Regions from separate parts of the Homo sapiens genome. Here regions 2 and 3 are each linked to region 1. Evidence: chromatin contacts called from ENCODE Hi-C or POLR2A ChIA-PET data. All regions are on one chromosome and are shown on one strand. The core of a region is the stretch at or near the end of the contact, and the rest is flanking DNA. Distances in the headings are between cores, read along the strand shown. Region 1 holds the start of UGGT1 (UDP-glucose glycoprotein glucosyltransferase 1). Region 2 holds the start of GYPC (glycophorin C (Gerbich blood group)). Region 3 overlaps BIN1 (bridging integrator 1).

Region 1 (3,251 bases), core at 299-2,798:
GCGAAGGGAGCAGGTTTTTCTTTTTTCCCACAGAGCTGGGGTGATGTTGATTCTATACAGTTTTTGCTCAGACAGGAAGGGATAAAAATGAATTTCGAACAGAAAGGGGTAGAGACTCTTTTCCCATTGTATTCTGCTGAAGTTATTTCCCCCAAAATAAGTTGAGAACTATAGTGTAGAGAAAAGAAACCTCAAGAACAGGGCGACTGAGCACAAGAGAGAAAAAACAAAAAACAAAAAAACAAAAAAACTGCAACTTGCTCCCAGGGACTGGAGAAAATGTAAAAAAAGGAAGGTTGGAATCCATCAGTGTTTTTTTGCTGTTGTTGTTGCTGTTTTTTTTTTTTTTGAGATGGAGTCTCCCTCTCTCGCCCAGGCTGGAGTGCAGTGATGCGATCTCTGCTCACTGCAAGCAACCTCCGCCTCCCGGGTTCACGCCATTCTCCTGCCTCAGCCTCCATCCTCAGCGTGAGCCACCGCGCCCGGCCTCCATCAGTGTTCCATTAGTCATCTCCTTCATCCTCCTCTCCTTCCTCCCCTTCATCATGTTGGCTCATGTTTATTTATTAAAATTATTTTGGGCCGGGCGCAGTGGGTCACGCCTGTAATCCCAGCACTTGGGAGGCCGAGGCGGGTGGATCATCTGAGGTCAGCAGTTCGAGACCAGCCTGGCCAACAGGGTGAAACCCTGTCTCTACTAAAAATACAAAAATTAGCCAGGCGCGGTGGCGCACGCCTGTAATCCCAGCTACTGGGGAGGCTGAGGTGGGAGAATCGCTTGAATGCGGGTCGGGGGGTTGGGGGGTGGGGGGCGCGGGCGGGGGCGCGGAGGTTGCAGTGAGCCGAGATCGCGCCACTGCATTCCAGCCTGGGAGACAGAGCGAGACTCCAACTCCAAAAAAATATTTTTGGCTTTTCATTCACTTTGACTTAATATACTTAAAAATATACCCTCCAAAGAGGTATTCATTTTTGGGTGGGTTAAATGCTACCTATTCCAAAACAATTTTAAACTGGTTTATATTAGTTAAAAAAAAAATACTAAAAGGACAAAGTAGTCCCTGTAGACTAAGCTGCCGCTGTCCGAATAAGAAAGCTCAAGCGGCTCATAAAATTTAAAAAGTCTTCCTTTCATCATGCCTCCTGGAAGGTAGCTATCAAAATTTTAGGGTTTAGTATAAAGTCTAAGATGCTCAGAAACATTAAGACAATTGTCCTTACTGTGCCACCGAAAGGCTAAAGGGAGTAAGCTTTTAACAAAGGTTTAAGGGAGTAAGTCCCAGAGTCCAAACTGGATTTCACCGACTGACTGTTGAAGCTTTCGGGTCTCAGCTGTTGGCCCAACGAACCTTCCCAAGACCTTGAAGACCGGCAGCCTACCCGCCACCCTGAAAGGCGGAAGTGAGGAGAGAGGCAGGACTCCCCCCTCCCCAACCCTCGGAGATGAGAGGGCGACCGCGCGACGCTCTGGGCTGCTAGGTCTCGACTCGGTATCCGGAAGTCCTCCAGCGTTCGCCTGCAGGAAGCGGAAGTAAAAGGGCGGCCGGCAGCTGGGCAATTGCTTTGCGAGGCTGGGTGTTGAGTCGAGCCGCGGGAAAGGCGCGTGTCGGCCTCTCACTGGCGCAGCCTGCACTGCCGCTGCCGCCTCGCCCCGCCCTGCCCTGGCGTTGTCTCTGGCACTGTGGCGGACTGACCACGGCCCGGGCATGGGCTGCAAGGGAGACGCGAGCGGTGCGTGTGCCGCGGGTGCGCTGCCGGTGACAGGTACCCAGGGGTGGCGTGAGGAGGCCTCGTGGACAAAGAGAGGGTTTGGGGCACAAGGCGACCCTGTGCCCCTGTCACATTGAGCTTCCGCCTCTACCGTGACTCAGTTTACCCTCTGGTGTCCTATCCCTTCCCCTATTCGCGAGCGCCCCGAGTTGCCCTCAGTGGTCTTCTTGGCAAGGTATCGCTTCCGCGGGGGTGGCGGCGGGCTCTGTTCAGCGGTCTTGAACCTTCTTTGAAGAGCTTTAGATCCTTGTGCCAAGTGCAGAAGGAAATGGGGGAGGTATCCTACCATGGATTTAGACCAAGCTTGATCCTCAGTGAGTTGAGAAGCAGCACTTTGCAGGACCCTGATTGCAGAACGACGTGCTTTTTAAAATAGATTTCAATTTTTCCTAAAATGAATTCGGGTTGATGCGTATTGGTTACTGTTTTCTTTTAACACTGTGATCTGTTGGCTGGAAATTGGATGATATGGTTTCACTTTTAGCGTGGGACCTGCCAGAATGAGATCTGCGTCCGTCGCCAATAACTTATAGATGTGAACTGTTTTTGTTCCTTGGCCAGAATCTGCAGTTGTTTTGCATTTCTTGCCAGATTTGAGAAGGAGCAATTTTGTTCGTTTGAAGTCCTGGGGTCTTTTGCCTTATTGTGCTACACTAACTGTTTTGGAAACATTCATTGATGTACTTGCCAGCCAATTTTAGTGTAAAGTGCCCTCTTTCCTTCAAGAATCTTACACTTGCAGGCGTTTGAAGACATTTTAAATAGCTATTTAACAGCACCACAAAACTTGGAATAATTGTAGCCTTTTCACTTTGCTTTTTTTTTTTTTAAGCCAGTCGAATTTAGCAACACTTGACTTGCTTTTGATAAACTTAGCTGAAGCTTATTTTAAAAAAATTCTTATTTATTTATTTATTTATTTATTTTGTAGAGATGAGGTCTTGTTACCTACCAGTCTGATCTTGAACTCCTGGCCACATGAAACTTATTAAAGGAAGTGACCATAATACTTTGTACAGTAGCATAGCACATTTATAATGCACATTGAACTTCAGGGGAATATATGAAAGTAAGAAGAAAATTTGCTTAGAACTTTCCTGCAGCTGTCTGTGAGCATTTTCTTTTTTTATCTAAGTTTCCCTGTAACAATACAAGATGATGTGATAATTTTCTTTCTTTCTTTCTTTTTTTTTTTTTTTTTGAGATGGAGTTTCACTCTTGTTACCCAGGCTGGAGTGCAATGGTGCAAGAGATAGTGTTTTAATTTATTTTTTTATTTTTTGTTGGTGAGGCAGAGTCTTGCTCTGTTGCCCAGGTTAGAGAATAGTGACATGATCTTGCTAGCTGCAGCCTCCACCTCCTGGGCTCAGGTGGTCCTCCTACCTCAGCCTCCTACGGATGGTTGTTGATAGTTGGGCCTAGAACTTGTTAAAGAGTGTTTTCTGTTTATTCATCATGCCGCAAGTATAATGCTTATCATG
Region 2 (3,251 bases), core at 250-2,749, 1.4 Mb before region 1:
GCGTGGAGGCACATGCTGGTAATCCCAGCTACTCGAGAGGTTGAGGCAGGAGAATTGCTTGAACCCAGGAGGCGGAGGTTGTGGTGAGCCGAGATCACGCCGTTGGACTCCAGCCTGGGCAACAAGAGCAAAAACTCCGTCTCAGAAAAATAAATAAATAAATAAATAAAAATAAATTAATCATTACTCATTGCTGTTTATTAAATGCCTTTTCTGTTCCCACTGTGATTCTACAATCACTGCCTCTGTAAAACCCCGGAATGCAGGTGTTCTTGCCTCCATTTTATAGATGAGGAAATCAAGACTCAGGGCTTCCCCACCAGGCCAAAGGCATTCTGTGAGTAGTTTATTTCAATTCAACATGGCTGTGCTGCACATGGCAGTTGGAGTAAAGATCTATCAGCATCGGGGGTTCTTCATGATCTAACTAAAGTGAATCATGAGTGCTTTCCCACTGCGTCAAGAAGGCCTGGAGTTTGTGCAGCCCGGCTAGAGGTGAGCAAAGCCTCTGTGTTGCAAATCTCCAGGGCGCAGCCTCTCATTGTATTCAATGCAGATGACAGTCCCAAAGGCACCGCCCATACATTGTACAGACAGCTGGCCTGGCTCTCCGGATTGTGCAGGATAGGCCTTAATGGCAGAAGGTAGGGGAGAGGTGGGCGTCACAAAAGTGCTTGGGGAACTATAAAGTAAACAATGAAAAGCAGCACAGGAAGGTTCAGACATCACACAGGAGAAGCACAGGGTGTTCCCCTGGGTGGGGATTTAAAACAAGGGCCTCAAGTTCCCTGCCCTTGTCTCTGGGCAGAAGGGGCAGATAATGCTATGATACATTTTTTGTAGGTGGTGCCATTTGACTGCATTTAACCAACAAAGGTATGTATCGAAATCCACGTGGAGATTTTCATGGCAAAAGTAGAGCGAATTCACAAACTGCACTGTGTCTGGCAGCTTCAGACAAAAGCAATGGGAACAAATCACGACTCTTGTCCAGCAATTCTTCCTGTTTTGGAATGATCTTTGCTCAACAGCCCATCCATGAGTACAGGGCCCCCAAAGGCCAACAAGACAGGGACTCTCTCCAGGGACAAATGCCCCGCAGCTGAGAGAGGCCGCCCAGCTATCCAGCGGCCGCGCAGCCAGCCAAGATTTCAACACAGGTCTGCCCTATTTGGTCACCATCCCCGACAGTGCTGGGCCAGGCCATCATGTCACATTGGGGAGTTTTCCCTGCACTCCAGGGGGAATTCTCAACCACAACCTCTGTATCCGGTAGTGGCAGATGGAAAGAGAAACGGTTAGAAAAGCGTGGTTCTTGCGCAGGAAAGTTGGAGCAAAGAAGAGTTCAGAAGTGGGCGGGTGTGTGTTTAAAAAAAAAAAAGGGGGTGGAAACCCCACCAGCCAAGTCTGCAGAAAAAAAATAAATGAAGTCTGCCTATCTCCGGGCCAGAGCCCCTCCCCTCGGCCCGCGCGGGAGGAGTGTGACCCAGGTGCCGCTTCCTCTCGCCGCCGAGGGTCAGGAGCCCGGGAGCGCGACCCTCCCCCGGCCCGGCCTGGCCCGGCCTGGCCAGTCCCCGCGGTCTCTGCCCGGGCTGACGCCCAGGAATGTGGTCGACGAGAAGCCCCAACAGCACGGCGTGGCCTCTCAGCCTCGGTGAGTACCCGCCGTGGGGAAGGGTCCTGGGGACCCACTGGAGGCCGCGGCCCGCAGCAGCCAGGGGCCGAGCCACGGCCACGGACGCCCTGGTGTCCCGGTCCGTGCCGGGCCTCCAGGCGGAGGAGGCGTCCGCTGGGCTCAGATCCCCGACTCCAGCCCCGGTTCCCCGGCGCCTGGGCTGCGCGGAGTCCCTGTCCCGCGTCCCGGACCCCTACGCGCAGCCTCCACGCGCTCCGAGCTGGAGAAGCCGCCAGCCCGCCCTCCCAGGGCGTGTCGCCCGCTTTCTGTTTCTTTGTGCGGGGCATGTGAAATGTGTGGGGCCAGAATTGTCTCCCTAAAGAACAGTTAGGTGAGAGTTCACATCACAAGTTGCTTCTGTGCTGCTCCCCAGCCAGGGTCCGACCGGCCAGGCTCCGGTGAACTCCAGGCAACTCCAGCCTTGCCCAGGGACTTGCTCGCTCCGCTGGGCGCCGCAAAGGCACACAGATGCGAGGGAATCCTGCGGCCTGGATCCTTTGGGGATTTGTAATTCCTCGCTGCTGGTTTTCTCTTTTAAACCATCACGTTTTCTTGCTGAGAGGAAATCATCTGTGATGAAAGTCTTTGTAGATGCTTGGAAACATTGCTGGGCCTCTCTCTGCCCTCTTCCTCTGCCGTTGGACTTTTGCAATAAAAACTACCATTTGATTTTACCAAAAAACGTAATGTACATCCCTCTTACCCCCACCCTGCCGCGGTCTGATTCTTAGAGTCTGTCAGAGAGGAGATACCCTGAGCCTATCATGTGACAATGATACCTTATTGATATGATAATGATATGGGTATTGGAGACACCAACTCTTTTATAAGTCTTTGAAATCCAGGGGGTTGTGAGGCCTCACCCCTCACCCCGCCTGAGCTTGGAGCTTGGCGTGGAGGAGTGCTGCTTCGGTCTACGTGTGTACACGGCACTCCATGTGCCTGTGGTTGTGCTTGCGTCAGCCTGGGAGTGCGCAGGCATCAGTGGTGCTTGGGAGCGAGGCCCCTCAGTCTGCACTGGGATCATCTGCACTGCCTATAAACAAGGCAGCCTCTCTTAGCTCCAGTTTCCTCATCTGCAAAGTAGGAAAGTAGGAATAATAACAGGAGATAACTCATCCAGCAGCACGAAGTGCGTATAAATGTCCCGGCACGGAGTCTGACACATCCTAAGTGCTGGATCCGTGCTGGGCATGTTTATATAATTGCACATGAGACTGTGGTTCCCGGAGCACGTAACTTGAGCATATGTTTATGTGTGTGTATACGGCAGGTCCTGGGTTAAAGGGACAGGAGCCACTGTCATTATTCCAATTCAGTCACTGAGGAGGTGAGGCTGAGAGGCATTCTCATGTCTGAAGAGGATGGGCTTGCCTGACCCCCGCCCCCGTGCCCAGCCCAGCCCAGCAGCCCAAGCAGTTCTCCAGGACTCAGGTTTCAGACCTTCAACACTTGCCTTGGGAGACAAACAGCGGTGCAGCCCTTGCTTGCAAGCCATTCCACATTAGACTTCGGATTGATTTATGGCAGGATCCCTGCTGTGCGAGAACTGCAGGGGGGGTGGGGGGCGGCTATT
Region 3 (3,251 bases), core at 1-2,500, 1.0 Mb before region 1:
TGAGAGCAAAAAGTGGTGTTGGGTTTTCTCTTTTACATCCTTAACTGACAATAAAAACTTGACCAACTACGTCAGCCCCACCACAATGCTTTGATGGTCAAAAACGAAAACACAGAGAGCCCTCCCAGCCCGGCCGGCCCCTGGAGGTCCTGTCTGCATCAGAGCTGGCAGCCCAGCCCCGCCCCTGAGAAAGAAGGGGGAGGGGAAGGAAGTTGCAGGGTCTCCTCCTCCACACTCATCTCTGCAGCTGGAAGGGAAGGCTCCCGCCCCAGAGAACGAGTGTCCAGTTGACTCCAGGCCAGGAAGGCCCCCTCCCCGTCCTCTCTCTCATCCCTCCCAGGGTGCCTGAAATTCCAGCCGGTTCTGTAGATAAGCCTATGGCCTGCAGCCAGGGTGGTGCCACGTGGACCCCAGAGGAAGCCAGGGTGGGCTGCGGTGGCCTGGGGAGCCCCGAGCAGAGCACACAGCGTGAGTGGAGGCAGCAGGGGCCAGAGTCAGGCTGGGAGGGGGCTGGGGTGAGCACTCTCACAGTGGCCGGCGGGGCTGGACCAGCCAAGGGCAGTGCAGGACGGACGGCAGAGCAGGAACCGCTCATCCAAAGACCACATGTGCTCCAAATCCTGGCAGGGGAGGGAGGCGTTTCACAGTGAGGAAACCGAGAGTCCCATGTCAGTAAGCAATGAGCTAGAATCCGCACACGGCCCACCGCTACCAAGCCCTTGGATTTTATCAGCCACCCCACCACCTTCCAACCAGGAGGGCTGGAGGACCCCCTGGATCATGACTGGCTCCCCTCCCCTCGGGACCATCCCCCAAGCTGAGTCTATTCTTAGCCATCAGCAGAACCAGGTGTCCACCAGCAAACAGAGGAGTTTCTAGAAGGGCTACGCCCACCCAGACCATCATCAAGCGCCCAGCCAGCTGCCCAGGCCTCACCCTCCAGCTTCTTCCCCACCCAGCCAGCACTTAGTGGAAGAAAGGAACCTTCCACCAGACCCACCACTGTGAAGAGTCCCCACCCCGGCTCTGGGACGTGGCCTCTCGGCTGTAGGGCCTGGTGGCTGTGGTGGTCACACTGTGGGTGAGCTGGCCAGACGCAGGAGGGATCTTCTCATAACTCAGTTCCTTGAGAGGGGTGCCAAGAGCAGGACAGGCACAGAATCAGAGCCTCCCCTGCCAACGCCCACCCAAAAACGAAGGTGGCTTCCTCTTCTGCACTATCACCTCACAACAGGCATTTGAAGACTCAGCAACGTGCCCTGGTGGCAGTGTGCCTGGCCATGCTCTATGGGAAGCCAAGCAAGGTCTCTGCCCTGGAGGAGCCAGCACTCTAGGAGGGAGGCAATGTTGAAAGGTGCTGTGAGCCTCCGAACAAAAATGCAGCAGGGGGACGGGTGCGGTGGCTCACACCTGTAATCCCAGCACTTTGGGAGGCTGAGGGGGGCAAATCACCTAAGGTCAGGAGTTCCAGACCAGCCTGGGCAACATAGTGAGATCCTACCCCTACCAAAAATAGTTTTTAATTAGCTGAGTGTGATGGTGTGCACCTATAGTCCTAGCTACTGGGGAGGCTAGGGCAGGAGGATGCCTTGAGTTCAGGAGTTCAAAAAATGCAGTGATCCAGGACCGCACCACTGCACTCCAGCCAGGGCGACAGAGCAAGACCGTATCTCTTAAAAAAAAAAAAAAAGAGAGACACTGAAGGGCTGGGGGTGAGGGGAGAGGGCGGCTGCTCTTAGGAAGGAACTCAGGGAAGTGACAGCTGAGCAGAGACCTGATGAAGGAGCAAGACACCAGGCCAGGAAGGAAGAAGAAGGTAGAACTCACTGGACAGAGAACTCAGTGAGTGCAAAGGCCCTGAGGTGGACGGGAGGGATGCCACAGGACAGCAAGACCGGCGTGGCTGAGAGTGGCAGGGGGCAGGGAGGACCAGGAGGCCCTGAAACACCAGGTGCCAGGCTTCATGCTGAGCCCTTGGGCATGATTCCATAGCCTCATGGTGGACCCCTCCATAACCTCATGAAGGAAATACTATTATATTCTCACTTTGCAGGTGAGGAAACTGAGGCACTGCCTTAACAACTCCCCAGGGTCACGCAGCCAGGCCCAGGATCCCAACCCCAGGCCTGGGTCCATCGGTGAGGAGCTTTAACCACTGCACATGCGGCCTCGGCCCCCAGGACCACAGAGGCCCCTGGAAGACTCTGGCCCTTAAAACCCAGCATGGAACGTGGAACCCTGGAAAGCTCTGAGCCAAGACTTGATTTTGCAGCCTGCAAAGCTCCCAGGCTGGCGCGTGTACACACTTCAGGAGCGCAGTGGGGCAGGGTGCCTGTTCAGAAGCTGACTGCACTGACCCAGGTGGGAGGCAAGGGGACTCTGTGATCTGAGCTACTAGAGGGAAGGGGTGGTCATCACCTGAGATGGGGACACGTGTTGGGGTAACAGCTGGGGGTCACAGTGAGTTTGCAGTGCCCAGAGATGTCCAGGAGGAAGGTGCAGACACAATGGCCAGGAACCCTGGGGTGGACTGGACACACCCCACCGTCAGGTTTCTATCACACCCCGGCCCCACCCACCTGCCCCTCAGTCCCTCCCACTGCCCACTCTGGATGACCAGCTCAGGGCATCTAGTCTGGGCAGCTGGCCAGGAACCCCTTCTGGTAGGAGACACTGCTGGGGCAGAAGGTGCTGGGAGCAGGCCCAGGCTGTGCAGCCCTGGGCAAGTAAGCTCACCTCCCTGACCTGCTGGGTCTCATCACTTAGAGCCAAGAACTCCCTCAAGGGTGTTTAAAGGTGAAGTATGATCATGTAGGTAAGAGGGCCCAGCAGAGCCGCTAGCACTGGATTCCCCCCTGCTCCCCCCACCCAGGGCTGAAAGTTCCTGCAGTCTTCCCACCCTAGTCCCCAACGCCCTACTCCCCCAACCCCCAGCTCACATAAGCCTTCCCCGCACCTGCCGCCCAGTGCACCTGCTCCTGCGGCTCACAGTCCACTGCAGCATGGCCAGTTCCTTGGAACAGCATATACCAACCACCCCCCTTCCTCTCTCCAATCAAGCTCCCCTCTGCAGCCTCCTTGCCTGCAGCTCTGCAAGGACCCTGCAAGCCACCCCATTACGCTGGGCCCCTTTGGGAAAAGGGTAAACCGACAAGAGGCCCCATGGAAATCAACCAAACAGCTGAAGACAGTGGCCATCGCAGCAAGGCCAGCCTGGTGCAACCCGCTGTGGCCACATGAGGAGCCCTGAT

Evidence for each region. Hi-C counts contacts between places; a loop is a spot of excess contacts on that map. ChIA-PET counts read pairs that join two places held with the same protein, here RNA polymerase II (POLR2A). Pooled maps may share reads with other maps.
Region 2: a map of chondrocyte shows a loop between it and region 1 (10-fold over the local background). The contact joins the promoter of GYPC here to the promoter of UGGT1 in region 1. A Hi-C loop is called at or near these places in 1 of 168 maps with a recorded cell type or tissue (chondrocyte), 1 of 37 single-sample maps with no recorded cell type and 10 of 50 pooled maps.
Region 3: a pooled map shows a loop between it and region 1 (5-fold over the local background). The contact joins the enhancer-like site here to the promoter of UGGT1 in region 1. A Hi-C loop is called at or near these places in 1 of 37 single-sample maps with no recorded cell type and 10 of 50 pooled maps. POLR2A ChIA-PET finds 5 or more read pairs at or near these places in 1 of 52 experiments (activated CD4-positive, alpha-beta T cell).

What each region holds. Positions count from the first base shown.
Region 1 is chr2:128,089,652-128,092,902 of GRCh38, forward strand. It overlaps UGGT1 (UDP-glucose glycoprotein glucosyltransferase 1), which reads left to right and starts at 1,549. Exons shown (of 41, transcript NM_020120.4): 1 at 1,549-1,764. The coding sequence starts at 1,707. RefSeq lists an enhancer at 1,311-1,620.
Region 2 is chr2:126,654,659-126,657,909 of GRCh38, forward strand. It overlaps GYPC (glycophorin C (Gerbich blood group)), which reads left to right and starts at 1,500. Exons shown (of 4, transcript NM_002101.5): 1 at 1,500-1,654. The coding sequence starts at 1,606. RefSeq lists enhancers at 1,150-1,439, 2,233-3,072, 2,530-2,779, 2,970-3,199 and a silencer at 1,530-1,899.
Region 3 is chr2:127,087,066-127,090,316 of GRCh38, forward strand. All of the region lies in intron 1 of BIN1 (bridging integrator 1), which reads right to left. Among named protein-coding and RNA genes, the nearest start is that of BIN1, 18 kb to the right of the region's middle. RefSeq lists an enhancer at 1-486. Within about 2 kb of position 1,251, at least 2 of the 41 ENCODE cell types and tissues checked have a DNase peak (open chromatin) inside an H3K27ac peak, as active enhancers do.